3 separate regions of the Homo sapiens genome follow, and regions 1 and 3 are each linked to region 2. A link is a contact called in ENCODE Hi-C or POLR2A ChIA-PET data. All regions are on one chromosome and are shown on one strand. The core of a region is the stretch at or near the end of the contact, and the rest is flanking DNA. Distances in the headings are between cores, read along the strand shown. Region 1 overlaps MLPH (melanophilin). Region 2 holds the start of RAMP1 (receptor activity modifying protein 1). Region 3 holds the start of RAB17-DT (RAB17 divergent transcript).

Evidence for each region. Hi-C counts contacts between places; a loop is a spot of excess contacts on that map. ChIA-PET counts read pairs that join two places held with the same protein, here RNA polymerase II (POLR2A). Pooled maps may share reads with other maps.
Region 1: a pooled map shows a loop between it and region 2 (2.7-fold over the local background). The contact joins the enhancer-like site here to the promoter of RAMP1 in region 2. A Hi-C loop is called at or near these places in 1 of 37 single-sample maps with no recorded cell type and 1 of 50 pooled maps. POLR2A ChIA-PET finds 5 or more read pairs at or near these places in 1 of 52 experiments (activated CD4-positive, alpha-beta T cell).
Region 3: a loop to region 2 is called in a map of PC-9, with 2.4 times the contacts of the local background. The contact joins the promoter of RAB17-DT here to the promoter of RAMP1 in region 2. A Hi-C loop is called at or near these places in 2 of 168 maps with a recorded cell type or tissue (PC-9 and endothelial cell of umbilical vein) and 8 of 50 pooled maps. POLR2A ChIA-PET finds 5 or more read pairs at or near these places in 1 of 52 experiments (activated naive CD4-positive, alpha-beta T cell).

The regions. Positions count from the first base shown.
Region 1 is chr2:237,512,694-237,516,407 of GRCh38, forward strand. All of the region lies in intron 4 of MLPH (melanophilin), which reads left to right. Among named protein-coding and RNA genes, the nearest start is that of MIR6811, 3.6 kb to the left of the region's middle. RefSeq lists enhancers at 90-590, 591-1,091. Within about 2 kb of position 2,223, at least 4 of the 41 ENCODE cell types and tissues checked have a DNase peak (open chromatin) inside an H3K27ac peak, as active enhancers do.
Region 2 is chr2:237,857,731-237,861,145 of GRCh38, forward strand. It overlaps RAMP1 (receptor activity modifying protein 1), which reads left to right and starts at 1,893. Exons shown (of 3, transcript NM_005855.4): 1 at 1,893-1,997. The coding sequence starts at 1,946. RefSeq lists enhancers at 1-493, 494-1,280.
Region 3 is chr2:237,589,646-237,592,409 of GRCh38, forward strand. It overlaps RAB17-DT (RAB17 divergent transcript), which reads left to right and starts at 1,515. Exons shown (of 3, transcript NR_187201.1): 1 at 1,515-1,622; 2 at 2,227-2,386. It overlaps RAB17 (RAB17, member RAS oncogene family), which reads right to left and starts at 1,089. Exons shown (of 6, transcript NM_022449.4): 1 at 822-1,089.

The DNA of each region.
Region 1 (3,714 bases), core at 973-3,472, 340 kb before region 2:
AGTCCACCCCTAACAGGCTTAAGGATAGAAACGACACATAACACCGGGAAAAGCCATGCTGTCAAGCATCTCAGAATCTCAACCCCAGAGGCAGTCTTTAGGGACTGGGGTGGGCTCAGGAAGCTGTATTATTTCAAAGGACGCAGTGTTTCCACAGCTCAGCCCAGAGCTGCTGGAGTTCACACGGCCCACCAGAACCTGCTGACTTCAAAATCATCACCACCAAGGGGCCAGGAGGTGGCGCTGTGGGGCAACAGAAAACAGAAAACAGCTGCTCCTTGAACTTGGATTCCCAGCAGCTCCCCCAAGCGCCCACAGGGGCTGCATTCCTCCCTGCTGGACACCTGTAACTACAACATTAAAACAGGGCGCAAGCAAGGAACACAAACACTGGGAAAGCTGTGCCTTTAAAAAAAAAAAAAAAAAGGAGGGTAAAAAAGCTTAAGGTTAATGTTTTGAAACCTGACCCAGCCAGGGCCTAATGCAGACCTTGTCCAGCTAGTAAGTGGGCCTCTGGGGGTCTTCATTGAGTGAACCTTCAGAGTGCTGGTGTTTCACCAAGGCCTTCCATAGAGGACGCGGCAGGCTCTGCAGGAAGCAGCTTCGATGGCCGATGGCCAAGAAAGGAAGGGAAAACCCCTGGACTGGTCGCTGGGCACCCAGTCCCCCTACCCCCGTGCCTTCCCTTCCAGTGCCTTTCCCTCTTTCCCTCGGTGGTAGCTTTGCCTGACAGTGCAGACCTCGCCTGACGTCAACACTAGGTTCTTTATGCTCATGTGGTTTTATTTTTGTTTTCTCCTATCAAGAGTGGTCAGAAAATCTCTGTTCCATGTCAGGAACAAGGAAAATCTTTTGGAATTTTTTTGGTTTTTTTCTTTTTTTTAGCATGACTTGATCAGATAGGTAGGATAATGTTGCCCCCTTGGCCCAAGTGCAGAGTGACAAAAGGGACCAACACTAAAAGGATCCCTGAGATCCTGGGATACTTCCTCTTCATGTTCATTGTGGGGGCCGGGGACATCACCCTGACAGGTGGGTCCCCAGGCCCCAGAAAGCTCATTTCCGCATCCCTGGGTGCAGGGGGAGTTCACGGGGTCTCTGCCTGTTGGTTTGGGATGCGTCTCCTCAAGGCACTCACTGTCCAGAGAGAACAAAAATAAAACCAGGTCTGCTCTCTGGCTCTGTCATCTGGGCACGTTCGGAGCCAAAAGCCTTGACCTTCTGAAAGTTCACTGAAAAATCATCTCGTAAAAGGCAGATTCATTGGACAAAAGATTTAGAAATGTGTTTACCGTGTATACATGGGAGCCTTCAGAATACAGACCCACAGATGCAGGGAAATTGTCCATTTTTATGCTTAGGTTCAAGAAAGGGTGGACTGCGTGTGGAAAGAAGATTATATAACAAGGCCGGACCTGCTGCTAATAGGCTGAGTGGGGAACCTAGCAAGGTCTGTCTGCCTGGATTCTTCTTGGCCTTTCCTCCTCCGAGAATGGGGCGGGATGCTCTCTGGAGTGAGGGTCTTATGACCTAAAGTCAAACAAGGAAGGTCAGATAATTTCTTTTTTTATTTTTAATGTTTTTTTTTAGAGATGGGTTCTCACTATGTTGCCCAGGCTGGTTTTGAACTCCTGGGCTCAAGCAGTCCTCCCACTTGGGCCTCTCAAAGTGCTGGGATTACAAGCATAAACCGTGCATGCCCAGCCAGATAATTTCTTTATGGCTAGTTTTTACACAGAAAAGTAGAGGGAAAGAGTGATATTTGTATGTTTTATGGCTGGCTTTGGGAGAAAGGGATACTGGTTTCTATGTCCTGCCTTGGGGAAGAGGGATTCTAGTTTCTGTGGCTGGCCTTGGGGAAGAATGGGCCTGAGAGACAAGAGGGCAGGAGAAGGTCAGAGAGAAACTTTGCTTCTGAGGCTGCTGCTGAGGCCCTCATTTGGGGCATTGTTTTCTGAGCCCCAGCAGCATTGCCAGCCAGGCAGGCATCCGCTGAGTGTGTAAAAATAGACCTGTCAGAGCTCAGACACGGGCACCTGCAGGCCCCTTTAAAACCCTTGACAGCTTTTATCTTTAAGAGAAAGATTTAAGTAAAAAATGTACCATGCTGCCTCCCCCATCTTTCCTTCCACTGGGGAAACTGAGGCCCTCTGAGCCCAGGCAGGCAGCCGGTCCCCTTGACTCACCCCAGCATCTTCCCAGACATTCCTAAACAGGCAGCAAAGCAGTGAATGGCAGTGGCAGCTTCAGGCAGGACAGGCAGTAACAGCGTGTGCTTGTCACCTGATCTCAGCTGTTTGTTATAAAGTCCGTCGTTCAGATTTCCAGTTTTGCCAACTGGTTGACTATTTCTATCTCTGTATTATAAATGGAAAACTGTACAATGAGACTTAATTTTCCAACCCATGTAAAAGATCACTGCTGGCTCAGGACAGAGCCTGAGAACCCAGAGCTTCCCAAGGCCCAGTCGATGGTAGAATTGTAAGCTGGTGTGGACATCACGGAGGAGGGTGTACGGCACTCGGGGGCGGATGAAAGGAGGTGCACAGTGAGGTCTCCATCTCGCAGGAGGCTTTGGAAGATGCGTCGGTGATTGATTGAGTACATCCGCCGAATGCTCGCCAGGTGCCGGGTCCTGGGCTGTCCTGAGGGTAGTGCTGTGGAAGAGCCAGGCCCTGCTGTCCCCACTTGGGGACAGTCAGCACAGCCAGTCCAGTGAATAGGGACACTTGTGCCTCTGGGAGTGAAAACCACAAGGGAGGAGTTTCCTGCAGAGGGGCCCCAGGCCCGAGAGATGAGGATAGGATCCCCACGGGGATCACAGGTGGGCCAGTCAGGGAAATGTCTAAAACAGAAACCACGCGGTCGTTTCACATAAGGAACTGGTTGAAATGCTGTTAACTGAGAATGGGAAAAGGAGATACTGAGGTATCAGAGGTCATAACTGCAGGAGTGCCTGCATCCCCCACAACTACCAGGGGTGCAAGCAAAGGGCAGAGGCTGGGATTAATAGAAACAGGCAGCTCCAAGGAGGCCACCCAGGGGTGGGACCCAGCCCTCCAAGGCAGGGGTGCTGCCCACTGGTGCCCATGTCTCAGGGGCCGTGATGAAGCTGGACCAGCTGTCAGGGTCAAGGGCTTGGTGCTGGAAGCCACAGGAAGGGGAACATTCCTTCTCCTTCCTTTTCCCACTCTCACTCACTGCGAGCCGAGCCCTCACAGAGGAGCAGGCAAGGCAGAGGTGTGGTGTGCAGGGCCAGCTCCCACATCACAGAGCAGAGAGTGAAGGTGGCTCTGAGGCCACCCTGGGCCCTGCACCCGCAGTCCTGCTTCCCTTTGCAGTTGACAATGCACACTCCAATGCACCAATGCCTGCTTGTTCACACCTGTGACCCGTGAGGCACAGAGAGCAAGGGGCAGGTCCCAGGGCAAGGGTGTCCAGGGGCAGCAAGGCCTGGCTGGGCCCAGAGGATCTGACCTCCACAGTGCCAGCTGTGCCCTCAGCCCCTGGAGTAGAAAGGTGGATGGTCCACGGGGCCTGCTGGCTCTAAACCCTGGGGTCCCTTTCCTAAATCACTTGCCACAGCCACAGCACCGGCCAAGCCAAGGTCAGTAGGAGAAAGGAGGGAGAGACGGTGGGGCTGTGCTAGGGAGGCCAGGCCCAGGAGGTCAGTGTGAGGAAGGAGCCCTGGGGGGCAGAGAAAGGAGAGGGGGC
Region 2 (3,415 bases), core at 643-3,142:
GACTCCTGCTGAGCCTGATGAAAGAGGAGTCCCAGTTGCCAACCAAAAACATGCAGCCAAAGTCCACAAGCTACAAGTAGAAAGGGTGGCTCAAGCCAGAGTCCCTGGATATGGAGGGCGAGTGATGGCTGCAGAAAGATGCAGGTTCTTCTCCCCCACTATGACTGGCCATCGCCTAGTGCAGGATGTACGGTGGCCCTGTCCCAGGGCTGTGCTGGCAGCCACCCTTCCCCACTAGCTGTGCTGCTCTCACATGGCACGGCCTCTGGCTGCCAGGCCTGTGCTCGGGCCTGCATTTCCCTTGTGCCCTTCTCTCCACCCAGCCCTCAGGACTGCCTGGGCTGCATTTTGTCCAGAATCCTTTGTCTCCTTACTTGCACTGCAGCTGAGGCGAGTGTCCCTTGTTCCGGGTGGCTCCTGTATTGTGGCGCTCATGTTATTGAGAGTCTTAGAGGTCACCCCCTAGATTCACCAATTGAAGGGCAGGGCTTGTCGATCTAACAGTGTCTTGCACATAGGGACACAAATGTCTGTTAAATGAAGAAAGTAGGGATGCCAGGCCACCCAATGGGGTGTATCTCCTAGGGTTCAAGAACAAGGGCTAATCAAGTCAAGAGAATGTGTGCCCTCCCCCACCATCTCACCCCTCACTCTCAGAACACTTGGGGCCCCTGCACAGGTGGTAGGCATGCTGGCCCTGAGTGCCCTCCCAGCCTGTGTTAGAAGAACCAGTGGATGACCTCGCTGTCAGCTGTCTCCCCTTCTCTGAGCTTACTGCAGGTGGCAGCAGCCTCTCAGCCACAGACTGTTCCCTTTCCTAGGAGAAAACGATGGTCACTCAGCAATGCTGTGCGCTTGCAGCTTCCACCACAAAAGAGACAGCTGTGGCCGCAGCACCAGGGTGGTGATTCTTCCCCCTCCAAGGGCAGTGGTGCATTCCTTAGCACAAGTATAAATTTACTGTTGCTAAGAGTTCTCGGAACAGGATAATACAAGAAGGAACCACTGCAAGTGAAATCCAGCCACCAGTAATGCCGAGAGGCCAGGCCTGTGCCTCCCAAAACCTGCTCCTCCGCAGGCTTCCCCGGCCCATCTCCAGAGCGCCCTCCTCTCACCACTTTACATAAACGAATGTACCCAAGATCCCCCATCAGTTTTCCATGCAGCTGCCAGAGTGCCACCAAAGCAAACCTCATCTCAAGACTCTGTGGCCAGGCCCTCACAACCTCCTGCCAGGCTCTCGCTACCTACCCATCAACAGCAAGACTCCCAGGCCATCTCAATCCCCCCAAAGAGCCCTGTTCCTCCAGCCCCACGGCTTCTGTTCACCTGCCGTGCTGTCCCCGCCTCTGCCCACCCACTCATCCTGCAGATCTGGAGCAGCATTCCAGGGCCTGGTAAGTGTGCGCCATTTTGGGTTACTACGGGTCTCGCCAGGCGCGGTGGCGAGTTTTGCCCCCCACGCTCCCCAGCGCCTGCACCTGGGCGGAGAGGTAGATAAGGCTGGGAGATCTTAGCCTTTTGCAAGGCAAACACCAGGCAGGAACGCCCAGAACCTCGGAGGAGGAGGAGGGGAAGATCCCCAGGTGGAGACCAAGGTGCCCCTCACGCTGAGTCGTCTAGGAGACCCTCCCTAGTTTAAAAAGTGTTTATTTGCTCGGAGAACATTTCAGGAGGCCTTCCTGGGACCCCAAGTGTGCCGCCCCCCGGGAGGGGCCTGGAGACGCCCGCGCGGCCCCCCTGCAAAGTTTTACCGGCCCTGGGCGCCCCCGGCCCTGGCACCCACGCGGGGAGCCGCAGTGGGCCGGGCCGCGCGGCCGCCGCCTCCCACCGCTCCCGCGCCCGCTCCCGCCCCCGGCGCGTCTCCTCCGGGCCCGCGCCGCGGCGGGCTCAGTCCTCAGCGGGGCGCGTGGCGAGCGGACTCGACTCGGCACCGCTGTGCACCATGGCCCGGGCCCTGTGCCGCCTCCCGCGGCGCGGCCTCTGGCTGCTCCTGGGTGAGTAGGTCCAGGGGTCCCGGCCGAGCTCCCTTCCCCTGGCCAGCCGGTGTCCTCTAGGGGAGAGGAGGGGAGCGGGTGGGAGCGGGTGGGAGCGGGTGGGGGCGGGCGCCGCGGGCGCACAGATCCGCTGCCCTTGAACGCGGGCCGCCCCGGTTCCAGGCGGGAGGCCCCAGGGCACAGGGGAGGCGGAGGGCGCGGACCGGTGTTGCGCTTCTCGCCGGGGAAGGGACGGCTTTGGGGACGTCGGAGAGCGGGCATTCTGGAAAGCGTGGGGTGAGTCAGCCCTGCACACTGGAGAACTAGTTTTCAGAAGGAAAAACAGGACGCGGGGTTCCCCAGCCCCGCACCTCGTTTCTCAGGCTGTGCGCCGCGGTGACTGCCAGCGCAGGCTCCCTTCCCTAGGCCGTCCCGCGTTGCAAAACCTGCAGACGGGCACCTTGCAGAAGACGCAGTGTTCGGGAATCAGAACCACAGCCGGTTTGTATGGAAATTAGTCAACACTGACAATCTGTCGCCTGCAGCAGTTGCTTGTTTGCAAATCACGTCTTTTGCAGAAATGAGGCCAGCCCTTTTCGGGACACTTCCATCGCTTTTTTTCTTTTTTCTTTTGGTTTGCTTGTTAACTTGGCACTTTTGGCTAATAGAAATTTAAAGAAGGACGGGTCCCTTGGTGAAGTGGTGGAACACGTTTGGCTTTCCACTTGGAGGGAGAAGTGGAGATTAGCGGCAGCCTCATGGCCACAGGAACTGGCCACACACTCGGCAAGAAACGGTGCTGTTCACTTCCCTTGTCTGTAATGTGTTCCTAAAATGCTAACTCAAGCCCCTTCTAAACCGCTTTGGCTATTGCATTATTCCGTGTATTTAGCTACCTTTTAACGGAAACTGTGAATAGGTTACTGGCGTGGGAGAACCCAGTGTCCCTGGGAAGGCCGGAGCAGTTGTTTCTGGTATGTGTGGCCTTTCCCCGGAAACAGTGATGTTGGTCAGAGGCACCTGCCGCACAAGACCTCTTTGGCGCTGGCACTGGGCAAGCAGGGACCACCGGCGCTGTTGTAGCTGGGGGAGTGGTTCGTGGCCCAGCGAGGAGAGGGGCCAGGGCTTCTTGGGAGCCATGGATTTCTGTTCCCTATTTGTAAACCTCTCCAAGGGGTGGCAGATCTGCATAGAATCCTCAGAGGCCGATATAATATAATCTGAAAGCGGATCTTGCCACTTTAGAGTTTTGGCTGAAGTTACGTGGAAAGCAGAATCTCGCAGTAATTTTATTCTCTCCATTTGGCTTGACATGGCCTTCACTGTTTTCATTTACTAAGAAACAAACATTTCTTTGTTAGCAAGGCAGAGAGCTGGGTTGTGGAATATTTTTTACATAAATAACCAAATAAATAAACGTTCTTTACTAGTGTCCAGAG
Region 3 (2,764 bases), core at 265-2,764, 270 kb before region 2:
TTAAAAGTGTGGCACCTGACCCCCACCTCCAGAATTTAATCAAGATGGGGTTATTAGTAGTGAAAGATGTTATTAGGTTGTTGAAGACAAAGATGTTTTCAGGAACACCATATTCAAGACTGGCGCTTCTCTAGTAATCTTAACTTGGGGCTTTTTAATCTCTTGCACCTCCCTTCCACTAAAGGGAAAAAAAACGGAGAGCAAATCCCACATTAGTCTTTTTTGCGGGGAAGGGGCCATTCCAGGGAAGGGTCTGATTGATGAGTCTATCGGCAACTGTGATCCTGTGTCACCCTTGCCTGGGGCCTGTGAAGAATATTGAGATTACGAGAGGTACACCTGTACATTGCATTCAGAATACAGCCATCTGATACAGAAAACACAATGTAGATTGTAAAAAGGAGTTTACAAGAAAACCTGACAAGCTTCCTAGATATCACTGGGTATTAAATTGGGAATGTTGATGTCATTTGAAATGGATTTCTTTAAGAGTTCTTCTCATTACCAGAAGTTTTTTGTGTTTTTTTTTTTCAAGACCTTAAAACCGGAACTTTCCCGAAGAAAAATGCAAATAAGAATCTCCTTCTGGGAATCCGACTTAGTGAGCCATCAGAAATCTGAACTAGGAAGTCTCCGCCCCAGCTTTGTCCTTTGATTATACACACATGGGCACATGCACAGACACAAACAAATACAGACATGGGTACAAACACGTGAGCACACACACAGACACACAGAGACTCACACACAGAGAAGCAGAGACACACACACACACAGGCAGACACTCCACAAAGGGCACAGAGGTTTAAACAATGACTCACCTGTTCCCCAGGCCCGGTCACTTGCAGGGAGCTGAAGAGCCTGTCATCACCAGTCCACAGCGTTGCTACCTGTCTCCGCTTTCTCCTCTCTCTGGTCCAGGGGAAGGTTTGCTTCCCTCCACAGGCAGGACAGGACAGGAGGAGCCTCTACTCCAATGGAAAACAGCCGCAGAGCAGAGGTCAAGAGCAGCAGCCTCGGACCAGAGCAATGCCCACTGGACCCCAGCGCCAAGGTCAGGCCTCTTCTCCTCCCAGAAGGTTTCAGGGCAAAGTCCACAGTGGTCATGTGGTCACCTGAGGCAGGGCAGGAGGCTGGACCTCAAAGCAGGTGACCCGGGAGCACCTGCGCGCTGCCGGAAGTCAAGTCACATTCCAGTCCTGCATTTCCTGGCACCCAACTGGAGCCCGTTTTTCAGCTTTATTCCGGGGTTTCACTTCCAGGATCTCACTTTGGCACAGAATGTTTTTCTTGGCTCCTTCCTTGGAGCTGTATGGAATCTTTGTTGCACTTGAAAAACCAACAGCCCAGAAGAGAAAAGAATATTCCGGTCAGATGAATTAATTCCTCCCACTGTCAGCTAGAAGCCATCCCTGGCTGAGCCCTGCACTGGCCAGAGGCAACTGAGTGTGAGCCAGTCCAGGGTCAGATCCTGGGCTGATGCCACCTGAGGGCGGGGTGGGGGCGTGGCCTCCGTGCACATGGGAGACTCCAGGTGCAGGAGAGGGGGAGGTGGACTTCCTCTTGGTCTTCCCAAGCCATGAAACTTCCTGGCTTGGTGGTAACAGAAGAGTCTCCTCCAGGTAAGATTTCCAGAGCCTCTGAGTATGGCTGGGGTAGCAGGGTTGGGCCTGAGGCTGAGGAGATGGAAATCTGTTGCCGTGAACATTACTCCACACAGCCAGTATACGGGAAGCCAGCTCACTTTATGTCCTCCAAACTCACCCTAACTTCTCGTTTGGGTCTCATCCCGCGGGGCTGCTGGGAAATAAGCTCCGCCACCACAGTGGTTCCTCCGCCCTGTGGGAGTGGGGGGCTCTTATGCTGGAGGGGGGACACTGGCCTGGACTTCTGCTGAGGCTCTGCCCCTCATCCCTGCAGGACGGACTAGCCAGTCCTAACACAGGACTAGCGTTGCTCTACCACGTCCAAGCCTCCTCTGAGATTCTTCCTCCATGCAACCACTTCCCCTGGGGCGTGGCCACCTCCCTGGAAGCCGCCAGCATGCTCGGCTGGGCCCCCGCACTCTGGAGGCTTGAGAATCTCTCTATTTTTGAATGACGTCCTTATCCTCTGCCCCCAGGCTGGTAACCAAAGGTCTGGGGGTGGTGACGTGCTGGGAATGGTGTAACTCGTGAGATGGAGGCTGAATGTGGAAATACATGAATGTGCTTCTCTTCTCTCCAGTTCCCTTGAAGAATCCACCTTCCTGCAGGGTTGGGGGAGCGCAGAATGGGAGGAAGATACAAATACCAATTTTATAGCAAGAATGCAAAAAGAGGCCAGCGCGGTGGCTCGAGCCTGGAATCCCAGCACTTTGGAAGGCGAGCTGGGCGGATCACTTGAGGTCAGGAGTTCGAGACCAGCCTGACCAACATGGAGAAACCTCATCTCTATGAAAAATACAAAAAAAAAAATTAGCCAGGTGTGGTGGCATGCACCTATAATCCTAGCTGAGGCAGGAGAATTGCTTGAACCTGGGAGGCAGAGGTTGCAGTGAGCTGAGATCATGCCACTGCATGCCAGCCTGGGCAACAGAGTGAAACTATCTCAAAAAGTAAAAAAAAAAAAAAAAAAAAATTAAAAAGACAAAATGGTTAAGAACCAGCTTTTTACACCCAAAATGGGAGGTTTGTACCTACAGTCAGACAACAGGTTTGAAAGCCAGGCCTTGTGTGGAGAAGGGAGTTTTGGAATCAGCTAAGCTCAACTGTGATTATGTCAC